Linked DNA regions of Homo sapiens: region 1 is linked to region 2. A link is a contact called in ENCODE Hi-C data. All regions are on one chromosome and are shown on one strand. The core of a region is the stretch at or near the end of the contact, and the rest is flanking DNA. Distances in the headings are between cores, read along the strand shown. Region 1 overlaps LOC105370108 (a long non-coding RNA gene). Region 2 has its middle 25 kb from the start of LINC00424.

Evidence for each region. A loop is a pair of places that touch in the nucleus more often than their neighbours do. Pooled maps may share reads with other maps.
Region 1: a pooled map shows a loop between it and region 2 (2.2-fold over the local background). The contact joins two enhancer-like sites. A Hi-C loop is called at or near these places in 1 of 168 maps with a recorded cell type or tissue (MCF 10A), 2 of 37 single-sample maps with no recorded cell type and 5 of 50 pooled maps.

The regions. Positions count from the first base shown.
Region 1 is chr13:22,107,063-22,113,155 of GRCh38, forward strand. The region is part of intron 3 of LOC105370108 (a long non-coding RNA gene); the gene reads left to right. It also overlaps the pseudogene MTND3P1. Among named protein-coding and RNA genes, the nearest start is that of LINC00540, 100 kb to the right of the region's middle. RefSeq lists an enhancer at 3,951-4,010. Within about 2 kb of position 3,454, at least 3 of the 41 ENCODE cell types and tissues checked have a DNase peak (open chromatin) inside an H3K27ac peak, as active enhancers do.
Region 2 is chr13:21,900,325-21,906,874 of GRCh38, forward strand. No RefSeq gene overlaps it. Among named protein-coding and RNA genes, the nearest start is that of LINC00424, 25 kb to the left of the region's middle. Within about 2 kb of position 2,192, at least 2 of the 41 ENCODE cell types and tissues checked have a DNase peak (open chromatin) inside an H3K27ac peak, as active enhancers do.

The sequences.
Region 1 (6,093 bases), core at 2,204-4,703, 210 kb after region 2:
AATAGCATCCATAAAAGTCTGACCTTGTGGAAAGACACGAACGTGTGTGGACCTGGTTATGTTTGACCTTGCGCCACTCATGACACATCCGGAAAAGAGAGCTAAGTCAGCTGAGTGGGGAAAGGCAATTTAAGAAGGAGAACACAGGTTGGAATGCATCTGGCAAGAGATGATGAGTGGGTCAGCCAGTGGATGGAGCCCCAAAGGAGGCAGCGGGAAGTGGCCCTGGCCTGCAGGGTTCAGGCGTCTGTTGCTTTGGGAACAGTGATGCTTTGATCCACTGCCTTTGAATCCTGGAGTTTTAGGAGAAGTCCTTGATAGTCACCAGCTTTCCCTTTAACAGCTTGAAAGTTGGAAAGGTGAGGTGCTGAGCCCAGGTCCACACAGCTGGTTCTGAGGAGCAGGCCAGTACTTGAGCTCAGTTTCGTGCATTCCTAGTCCCTTTGCCTTTCTTGCTTTTGCTGCCCGCCTTGTCAGGAGAATGAAAGAATCAATATGCGTGGAGTGCCCACCCTGTGCAAAGCAACAGCCTGTTCCCTTTAGACGAAGAAGGCAAGAATCCAGGCCAAGGGGTAAGCTGCTTCAGTGCTGTCATTCTACACGGTGACCAAGGTTGTTATTTTATATTCAACCTTCTTGTAAGGTCAGGGAATGACAACACATTATTCATCCTTTGATGTTTGCTAAGCAAATATAAAGTTTGTAAGTTGGCGTGAACCCAGTGTTGGTTTGAGAACTCTCAAATTGCAGCTTGCAGAGTTGTGGGTGAGGGTAAGAGATACAGAGATGTGATAAGGAAGGAGCATAGCAGATCTATGCAAAACTAACCATTTGTAAATTGCATGGAAAATTGTGTTTTTGCACTGTTGTGTTTTCCCTACTGCCTTTCATTGCATTTGTAAATGGGGTGCAGATTTAAGCCCCCAGTATTTGGCAGTCTTTAAAGATAGTCTGTTTTTGGTTTCGAAGAACTTCAGAACTGTGCTTCTTAACTTTATTAGGAAGACTATGCACATTTATGCTTTGAAGAAAATGAACGCGGATTAAAGATTAAGGAATTTGTGAAAATGGGAAGTCAGGGAATTTGCTCAGTTAGGACTGATGGAGAGGCTGAGTGACCTTAACATCAAAAGGAATGTCTCTATGTGATACTGTTTCCTGTCTGTTTCTGGGAGAGCATTTCAGTCACATTTTATCAAAGGCTTAATCTGCTGATTTTTGGTGAGTTTGTATGTTTTTTTCTTTCTTTTTTCTTTTTACTTCATAATAAAATTTTGAATTGACCTAAATCTGATAATTTATTCAAAATAAAGCCAAGGAGCTATTTTGCCTGAGGACACAGAGCTTGAAGGGGACAAGTGAACAGAGTGAGGAGAAAGGGCTTCTTTTCTTAGATTTGCTGTGACTCAGCCGAGATCCTGAGTGAATGACTCAATTTCTCTTTACTTTAGTTTCTCCATTTGTAAAACAATTTTAATAATACTCGGGATTGCTGCCTGTGAAATAACTTTATCCCCTCAGAAGAAATGAGCTATCAAAATACAATATGTGATTAGGCAATCTGTAGCTTTTGATTGTGTACTAAGGGGCCAAGTTTAGCAATATTTTTTTGGCCAGTGTTCTGAAGGAAATAGTTTGATTTTCACAATCAGTTGGGCTTACCAGCAAATAATGATCACAAAAGCTATGTGTCTGAGTAAAATACAAGTTATTTTCTAGCATGCTGGCTCCCACTGTTCCAGGCAGCTAAATATGTAGATGGTTGTTCAGCTTCACTGTTATTTTTTTGGTCTTGTCTCATCAGATACGCATTCCAAGAAATTAAGATTTGTTTCACCATTAAACTGACATTCTCAACTGCACTCCAATCAACTGGATAAAAGCAGAGAACCCATCAGAAGCTGTTTCTGGTTGACTATCACCTTTCAAAGAATATGTATTGGGAGAGAGCCTTCATACTTCTCAATTAGTGATTGTTAGAAATCACTAATGATGTATTGTAAGATGCTTTTCATGTCAAAGTGTTCCAAAACCCTTTGCAAGCGCACATATAAACAGGCATTACTTCACCGCCATTGAAATGCAGCCACCTCTTGGACAAAATGTGGCCGCTGTTTAATAATGCATAGCAACATTCCAAAACAATGGAGGCCTGGAAGTAAGGGGCAAACTTGCATCCAACTCAAATCACCTGGGAAGTTTTCTGGGCTGAGTTAGTTGTGCTGTAAGGGAGCTTTTGTAACTGCAGGAGGCCAGGACATTAGTTTGACGTCTGTTTAGGAAAGTAGGCTCCATTCTGCTCAGCACCCCTGGATCACGCTCACCTGTTAAATCATCCATGTCCCAGACTGTATGTAACTTGATGGACAGTCCTCTGAAATGGGGCCAGTTTTTGATACCAGCTGACAGAGGGGCTGGGCAGTATGGAGAGGTGGCCTTTCATGAGAGACAGGGTGGGCAGACCCCTGCAACAAGATTTGGAACTGGGAATGGTCCTGGGTGATAGAAAGCAGAGATTCATCCAATTCTTTCTGGTTACTGTAAAGTGTGTTCTCCAACTTTGGAAATCTTTCCCACAAATTCATTAACCTCTGGTCTATGCCATCCTTCATACTGATCTACTCTGATGGGCCACAGATCTTGAAAAAGAGCCAGAAAAAATGTCTCTTTTTGGACCAAAATTTGATTAGCAAAAATAGCTTATCCTTTAGGCAAAAGAATAACTCAATTTACAAGTAGATTAACCTGTTCTGAATAGGAAAATCAAAGCTCAATGACCACTTGTATTGCTTTACACCTTCTGTGGTCCCCAGGGTAGTGTGATTATTTTTATGGATAAAGAGGGAAGTCAACACAGCATACTAAAACTTACGGGATGCATTAGAAGAAGTGCTCACAGGGAAATTGATCGCTGTGCATGCATACATTAAAGAAAAATGAAAACCTCAATGTAATAACCTAGTCATACACCTTAAGGAACTAGGAAAAGAGGAGCAAATTAAACCTCAAACCAGCACAGGGAAGAAAATAAAGATTAGAGTGTAGAGAAGTAAAATAGAGAATAAAAAATTATAGAGAAAATCAAAACCACGAGTTGATTTTTTGGAAAGATCAAAGGGTTGACAAGCCTTTAGCTAGACTAAGAGGAGGAGAGTCCATCGTGGCAGGGTCTTTTTCTTTCATTCTGGGGGCTTGATGGGGCTGGGCTGGTCTCTTTTCTCACTCACAGAAAGATCTGGGAGTCTTTTCAGTGTTGTCTTGGATGACGGAGTGTAGTGGAGCATCCAAGACCCTTCCTGGGAGGCTGTGTGTCACAGGTCAAAGAAAACTGTGTGTCCTCCACACCCTAAATATTCTTATATGAACAAAAAAGGAAACACAAACATCCAAGGCCATCCTACAGTGGAAAAGAGCAGCCTGGAGCTGGGGCGGGGGCTGGCAGGCAGAGCCCGGGCTGAGTCAGATTAGGAGGAACATGCGGTGGTGGGGATGATGTTTGCAGAGTGATTGTCTAGCCAAGGTCTTGGCTAGAGCCATTGGCTGGTAGGGCCACTGCGGTCCCTACCCTGAATCACCCTGGAGCCCAGCAGCTGTCTTCTCAACATGCAGGAACCAGGGCTGTGGTTCCAATTCACCGTATCCTGGTGACAGTTCTGATTCTCCATGGAAAATTCCGTATTTCCCAACTAGGTCCAAATTAAATATTGACTTTACTAATTTTAAATTGTTTCACCCAGAGACATGTACTTTTATAAGGACATTCTGAAGAAATATTTTGAGTGATTGCTAAGGCACTTCTGCTAGACAAGGCTTCATGGAGGTGCAGTTGTGGGGAGCAGCAGAGATGTGCCTGCAGCAAGCATCCTGGCCTGTGGGAGGGGCAGCAAGAGCCTGGAACCCTGAAACACTGCCCCTGACCAGGCACGGGGCACAGCTGCTGGGCTCCTTTGGGGTGTTCACCGTGCATGTCTTGCGGAAGCTGTCCCCTCTGCCCTGCAGGACATCTCAGCGTCCTCTGAGTCCTGGTGATTTGTAGGCTCTTCTTCTGCCTGGCTGTGGATACACAGTGTTTCACGCCTGGGCTAGCCTTAGGGACTACCAAGGGTCCCCTTTCTCTGGGTGTCTTTCTTACCTAATCCACATTTCACTTCATCTCTACGGCGTGTCCAAAAGCAAAATTTCAACAAATGGAGTTGACAGATTGAGTTGACTGTTATTAGTCATAGCCCATCTAAAGATTTAGACGGGTGCTGCACTGGGCATGACAGTTGGTTTCTATAAGGCTGCTTGAGCAGGAGCAAGGAAATGGCATAATACAAAAAGCAGGTGGGCTAACATCTGGTGATTTCAGGTTGCTTTTCTCCAAAGGGTTAAAGCAGAGGGGATTTCCTTATCATGCTGGCTGAAAGTGGCTTCCTTAGAAATTTGGCTGTTATCTCTCCTGATTTCTCAGAAGGCCAGATAAACACTTTCATTTCTGTTTGGTGGCATGAAACTTTAGCCTGAGTGACTCCATTTTGGTGTGATCTGTTGAGGCGTAGTTTCGGAGCTCACTCCAAATCAATGGCCTCCCTTAAGTCATATTTAGCAAGTACCAGCAACGTATGTCTCCAGCACAACTGGTGGAACCAAGTTAGTTCCGTTTGACGATTGTTAGGATGTTCTCCAGTCACCTTCCCTGCCCCCTCACTTGATGTCAGGTCAATGTGTTATCTCACCCAGGAGAGCATTGTTCTTGAAAGCCATCCTCTACTCATAAAAAGCAGTGATTCTCCAGGGCATGTAAGGGAATTTGGTGTTTTTTCTGAATAGGAGGGAGAGACATCAACAGATGTATTGGAATGGATTGGGAGTTGGAGGTGATGAGACTGGAGTTTGGGATCCGTCCAGGAACCTAATAAGATGATCCTATAGAGAGACGTTGGGGTCTTATCAAAAGCGTTGGCCAGAGGAAACTGTTACCGGGAGCTACCACTCTTCCCTTCAAAAATGAAACTGACATTGACAGGATGAGGACATTTCTCCATAACGAATTCCAGGATCCTTTGTGGAATGCATGTGGCGGTGTAGGCACTGGGCTGGGAGTGGTATGCACAAGAAGGAGTGTGTCCTGGTTCTGCCCTCGGGGACCTCTCAGAAACTTGACGGAGACTTTCATGCTAACGCTGGTATAGCAAGCTCACCTGCATCGTAATTATGCGTTTCACACAGGCTTAATGAAATAGTAGACACAAAACGCAGGATAATTACTTAAAATTGAGGCAAGACATTTTCTTGTATCCTGTAAGTATTAATGTTTAGTGACCCAGACAAGCCTCTTTTAAACTTTTTTCTTTGAGCCATTTATAATATACCAAACTTTGTCTAGGAGGAAAAAAGTCACACTAGTTAGTCCTCATACTATCTTCTGTTCAATCAACCTACCTTGTCTCTTCTAGAAATTATTATTTCCACACTTAGTGCAAGCACAGTAAACACTTATTTAGTATTTTTATTCTTTAACCTTTTTAAAATTTCTATGAATATATAATAGTCATATTGTATTTTAAATATTAAAAATTATACTTATTCATTAGTATGCAAAGCAAAAGAAAACAAAACCCAGCGAAATGTTAGGCATCTTATTCTCTAGGATTTATTCATGTTGTAAAAAAATGGCTTGGCTTTTTGCTTAGATAGGAGCACTTGACCTGTGTTTGTGAATTTTGTAGGATTTCCTATGTCTTATTCTGCAGGCAGCATTGACAATCGCCGTGCATGCACCTTAGCATCTCTCTGTAGTGGATCAGCCAGGAATTGCTGACAAGGACCCCGCATGGATAAGGATGTATGTGTGGCCACAAGGAAATCTTTCCTGGCTGAGGCTGAGTTGGAGACCCTCTGTGTGCTTCCCTGTCACCTGGGCTCACCTGTCCTGACACTCCTGATTTGACCTGCTGCCTGAATGAGCCGCAGCTGATGGAGTGAGTAACAAAACGGAAAGCTTCCCTCTCTGTGCCCTCTCACAGGAGGGGATAATAGCTGTTGGTTTTCCAAGAATAGGCATTCTTAGACATGACTGGGATGACAACAATAACAGTTAATTATCAACAG
Region 2 (6,550 bases), core at 942-3,441:
TTTCCTCCAGTTAATAAACAGTGCTTGGGGAGGCGTTCCCTGGAAATAGTCGCCCAGAGTTCATCTGCTGCCTCTGCCCAGGGCTCCCTCCCTTGGCTCCTCTGGGGGTGCGGTGTGTGGTTGTTCATGGGCGAGAGGACTGCCCGGCTCCAAACAGAGATTAGGTGACAGGCCACAGCAGCAGAAGCACCAGCCTGGCTTTCTCTTAAGGAAGCAGGGTCTTGTGAATGTCATAACAAACAACCCCATCAAAAAGTGGGCAAAGGATATGAACAGACACTTCTCAAAAGAAGACATTTATGCAGCCAAAAGACACATGAAAAAATGCTCATCATCACTGGCCATCAGAGAAATGCAAATCAAAACCACAATGAGATACCATCTCACACCAGTTAGAATGGCGATCATTAAAAAGTCAGGAAACAACAGGTGCTGGAGAGGATGTGGAGAAATAGGAACACTTTTACATTGTTGGTGGGACTGTAAACTAGTTCAACCCTTGTGGAAGTCAGTGTGGCGATTCCTCAGGGATCTAGAACTAGAAATACCATTTGACCCAGCCATCCCATTACTGGTTATATACCCAAAGGACTATAAATCATGCTGCTATAAAGACACACGCACACGTATGTTTATTGCGGCACTATTCACAATAGCAAAGACTTGGAACCAACCCAAATGTCCAGCAATGATAGACTGGATTAAGAAAATGTGGCACATACACACCATGGAATACTGTGCAGCCATAAAAAATGATGAGTTCATGTCCTTTGTAGGGACATGGATGAAATTGGAAATCATCATTCTCAGTAAACTATCACAAGGACAAAAAACCAAACACTGCATGTTCTCACTCACAGGTGGGAATTGAACAATGAGAACACATGGACACAGGAAGGGGAACATCACACACCGGGGCCTGTTGTGGGGTGGGTGGAGGGGGGAAGGATAGCATTAGGAGATATACTTAATGCTAAATGACGAGTTAATGGGTGCAACACACCAGCATGGCACATGTATACATATGTAACTAACTGGCACATTGTGCACAAGTACCCTAAAACTTAAAGTATAATAATAATTTTAAAAAAATGCTCTGCTGGTAAGAAAACAGCAGGGAAGCAAATCTCCCCACTGTGGCCTGAGTTGGAGAGAGTGCTGGGGTGTTGGTTGGAAGCCACATGCTGCTTTCAGTCTCTTTCCATGTGTTTGCTGGAGGAGGTCCCGCCTGCTGCCAGCCTCGCTTCATCCCTGCTCTGTTATTCTTCCTATTGGAGATTTGTTCCCCAGCCCCTGCTTCTCATGAGTAGATTGGGGCATGGCTGGAAAAGACACCTCTTTATTCCAGAGCATTGATCATTTTCAGAACACAAGGTTGACATTTCTTAAACCTGGCCATTATGGCACAAGGAAATAGGCTGGCATCGGATGGCAAGGCAGAGTTGGCCCGGCCTCGTGGGACTGGCACCCCTAGTTGTACCTGCCCTGTCCTCTCCCCTCTTGGCTGTGCCTTTCAGAGGGCACTCCTGGCCACACAGGCAGGGCGCACCCCAGCTGCGGGTCTCCGATACCAGATGCTGGAATGTGTTTTTCCAGCAGCAGCTGTGGCAGCGGTGGCAGGAGCAGCATGGGGCATGTGGAACTCACTCCCTTCCTGGCTCCTTCTCAAGCTTCTCCGCTGGCTCTCCTGCAGAACTTTTGCTTAAGAGGACAGGCTGACAATCTGCTGGCTGCTTTGCTGGATGCCATTGTGTTTTGACTTGCTTTTGATGGCACAGACTTTATTGGCTCTGGGTGTAAAGTTTCTGTGCAAACCTTTGCTACAGTGCGTGCCGAGTCAGTGAGTTCAATGTCCATCAGAAGGCCTTGCCATGTCTCTTAATCCTCTGGGTCTTTCAGGGAGATGGATGAGCCAGCTAGAAATAATTTGGAGCTGGCAGGAGAAGACGAGCCGAATTCTCCTCCTGGGCATGGAGAGAGGGCCAATCTAAAGGCATAGAGGGGAACCTTGTATATCCTTGGATGTCCTCGTGCACGGGATGGGTTTCTTTCTCTCCTCCTCACATTACCCGTGCAAGCAGTATCATGTGTTTCCTGGGTTCCAGAGTCCTACAAAGTGGGTGGAGTGAGAGGCAGAAATTCCATTCACTGCTCAGCAATTCAGAGGCATCGACTGCCAAGTCAAGAGTTTCCTCTCAGACATCTTTTGGAAGCTTTGCAGCCGGAGAATTTGGGTTCCATAAAGCTGATGGCAGATGGGAGGAGGGGAGGGAGATAAGACTGTCTCTCTGGAATGGGAGAACACCATGATACTGCAGGACCCAGCCCCTGCTCTGTGTAAGCTAGCTTTGAGGCAAGTTACTGAATGATTAGGCACAGATGTTGGGAGAGCTAACAGATCTTTTTGTCTTCTGTGCCCAGCAGGACTTCATTTCAAATGACTCCTTGTGGACAAAGAGAAGAAATTGACCTTGAGAAGTTTCACTTGCTGTGATAGGAAGACGATCTAGGCGTGCTTTGGGTGTGGCTAGATTTCCTTTTACGGCTGCAGCCCCGTTTCTCATCACCTGCCCCTCACATTCTTTTCTCTGGCCTGTTCCACAGTGGGCAGGTCTATGCAAACCTACTCACAAAGTCCGAGGAAGCCAACAGGCTGAAGAAAGAGGCTGATGTATCCAGTTTCTCAGAAAGAAACATTTAATAGGGACTTACGAACAGGAGCCCCGTCAGCATCTCAGGTGGCGGTGAGACAGGATGGTGGGTCCCCTGCTCCATGACCCCCAGACCCAGGGCTTATAGATCACAGGGAGGGTTGGTTCAGAAGGGAGGTGCAGGACGATTGAAGTATGATAACATCAAGGTTGGCTGACCTAAGGGCAGGATTTACAGTAAGTACTTGCTCTTATACAGGGAACAATAGACAGACTGGAAATCTTAGAGGTGTGCCTGGAACAGAGGTTAATCAGAAGCCAGTATGATGGATCATCCTCCAGATGGAGTCACTGTAGCCTCCAAATGGCCACTGCAGTTCTCTGCATGCACCGTCCCTCCTTCCCCCCCGGCCTCTGCACATACTGTTCCCCCTCTTTGAGCTCGTCCTCCCCTCTTCATACCAGACTGTCTCAAGTCATCTGACAGATCTCAGCTGCCACATCACCTCCTCCAGAGAGCCTTCACAGATGCCCAAGGATTCACATAACAACCTGGGCTTCTCTCCACTAGAGGCCACCTCCACTAGGCTCTACTTTATGCCTCTGACTCCTCTTCTAGCTTGTTCAGCTTTGCTCAGGAAAGGACTCCTAGATAGTGATTGTTAGACTTTCAGATAAATATTTGCTGATGTTGAATGCAGGTCTAGGGCTATCGTCCCTTCCTATCTAGACTCATATTATGTCCCAAACATCTTGTAAGTAAAAATTAATGTAATAACTGCTACCACTTCCTGAGCATTCACTATGTTCAGGAGACCACAGAAGAATCCATAGGAACCATCCATACATTATTCTGACAACAGCGCTGCAATCTAAGTGCCCAAGTTTCTGATTTGCACACTGCACCATGCTGATGATGGAGCCCCTCTCCCAGGAAGCAGAGAGGGAGCGGCTTGGTGGCACTGGGACTTAGCCTTCCTTTGGCCCTATCCACTTCTTTCGCTCTGCTAGCAACCTAGCATATCAGGCAGGGTCAGGTGGATTACGCTGCAATAACAAACACCAAAGAGCCTCCAATTTCAGCAGCTTTACAAAATCTCTGTATTTCTCATCCACACTGTGTACTTGTCTCACATATGTGTGATGCTCTGCTCACTGTCGTTTCTCAGGGACCCTGGATGATGACACTGCTGCCAAGTCAAGTGTTGAGGTCCCACGAAAAGGAAACTGAGCAATGGAGCATCTTCCATCATCGATGAAGCACTTCAGTCACTATTCATCACAACTCGTTGGCTATATGGAGCCTCTCGGTCCTACCTATAAAAGAAGGGCTAAACAATTTAATTCTCCCTGTCTTCAAAATGAGAAGACAATAGTTAGGCATGAGCTAGCTACCATTAATTACTGTTCCATTGGGTACTATATACTCGCAGATATGGATACAAAGGATGGTTCCGGGTGGTGCAGGAATCCAGCTGTCCTTCCTTCAGGACTCTGTTTCTCCATCATCACTGAAGGTTTACAAATGAATAGCTTCACGTACAGTAAGTCCTCACTTAAGGTCACCAATAGATTCTTGGAAACCGTGACTTTAAGCAAAATAACATACAATAAATCTAACCTTAAATAAAATCAGTTAATCTGATATAAACGAGTGAAATTCCTAGGACACATTTCTGTTCACAAAAACATCACCAAACTTCTAAATAAAGACCCAAAACACTGCAAGTATTAAACGTTGAAATAAATGTGAGCTATACATTTAAGAAAAATTAATAAAGACAAATAAGAGAATATACCCGAGTTTTGCTGCAACAGTGAGTGACGGTGGTCATAGTGGTAGTTGGTTAAACTAAGGAAGAAATATTTGCAAAGCAAAACTTGTAAGGAGCACCTCTTTGCAGCGCAAAAACAAGCCATCATGAATACGAGGGGCTTGTTGAGCTCTTTCAGACCTCATTGTTTATTGTTGTGCATCATCTGTGTGGTTATTGTAGACTTGATGCATTTTTATTTTACAAGAATTTGTGAAATTTTTTTCATTCATTCATTCACTTATTCATTTTCTAACACACTTATTCCAGCTCAGAGTCAAGGTGCAAGGGGGGAATGAGTCCTGGCCAGGATGCCATCCCATTGCAGGGTACACACACTCTCACACACCCACACTCACTCAGACTGGGACCAATGAACCTAATGTGCACAGCTTTGGGATGTGGGAGGAAATGGGAGTACTCAGAGAAAACCCACACAGACATGGGGAGAACTGCACACACCACACTGACAGTGACCCCAGCTGGAATCAGTTTTTTTTTTCTCACCAATATTATAATGAAATGACATTGAATGACACGATGTTATTTGAGGACCTGCAGTATATTACTTTTTACCTTGGATCAATGTAGTATCTTAAAGGGGTCTCAGTCCAGGGTGTAGTTACGAATACAGATTAAAGGTAAAGACAACCTGTAACATCTGCCAATTCATTTCCATTCCTTTCAGCCACGTTGAAGTGAACTTATAATAGCAAATCTCTTGGCTGTAAAAATTAGCAGCCTAAAAAACACATCAGAAGCGCAGTCATTCATATTTCCAACTGGCCTGCAGCTCTGCCATGCAGCCCCCGCCTGGGGCTTGCATGTGAGTGCCAGTATGTATGGCTTGTGTTGTCATCATTCACGTTATTTATTTCAAAAATTCAGAGTGTTCATGAAATGCAGGGATTCCTAGAATTCCTGTATTTCAGTGCCAGGGTGAGCAGTTTTCCCAGTGTTGGAAGCTCTTCTTTCCCATGGCACATCTCTCTCAGGGGCGGGGCTGCGGATAGGGAAGGCTGATTTATTTCTTTGGAGCATCCTACCTCTTATTCTGATATTTTGAATGCTGAACATTTTTAGAAGCTTGTGTCCTGGTATCTCATGAAAATCTCGATATTGGTTTATTTAGTAAGTCGGTCAGGTTGTCAGCAGCGAGTGCCTGCCAGGTGCCAGGAGCTGGAGCTGCAGAAGCCACTGGGCCTGAGTTTCTGCCCTCAAGGGTTTCACACTCCAGTGAAGAGTTAAAAAACAAATAGACAAGAAGGGAAGGATTTAGAGGCCATTGTTATTACTTTTTTTTCTGAGCAAACAGTATAAACTTAGGGGGTTATGTTCAAAGTAAAAAATACTTGGACTTTTCTACTGATCTTTAACCCTTCTTTAATATCCATAATCCCTTATGAATTCATTTGTAAGATCAAAATATTCAATTTGGTAGATGGAATATTCCTTGAGAAGGCTGTCTTGGTACCCATATGCTTTGTAGATTGTCTAGAACACAAGAGGTGCCCAGTAGATATGTCGGAATGAATAAATTCAGAAATCAAGGATAATATAACTGGAGCCAAATATGCTGGTAACTTTTAACTAAATACTCACTTCTAGGAATTTAAAGATGAGAAAGACAACCTCCTTGGCCTCTAGGGGGGAATAGTTTTGCAACATATATACTGTATGTAGGCATAGTTTAAATATAACTTGTATAAGTAAATATAATAATCATTTTGTGTTTGTGTGTGTGTGTGTTGTGTGTGTGTGTTTGTGAGTGTGTTTTTGTGTGTGTTTGTGTGTTTTTGTGTGTGTGTGTGTTTTTGTGTGTCAGTGTGTGTGTGTGTGTGTGTGTGTCATGGACGCCTATGCCTAGGCTGCTATGAAACTGCAGTTCAACACCATTCACTTAATGAGAATGTCTTTCTAAAGAACCCAGCACCCCTTAATGACCTCAGAGTACTCAGGCAGGGAAATGAGTGCACGCGCAGCCACACCAAATTGCTGGTTTGTCTTGGTATCTGGTCTCCGGTGGAACTCTTGGGCAGGCGGCAGAGCGCAAATCCTTGCCGCTCCATGGACGGTTTATGTAGA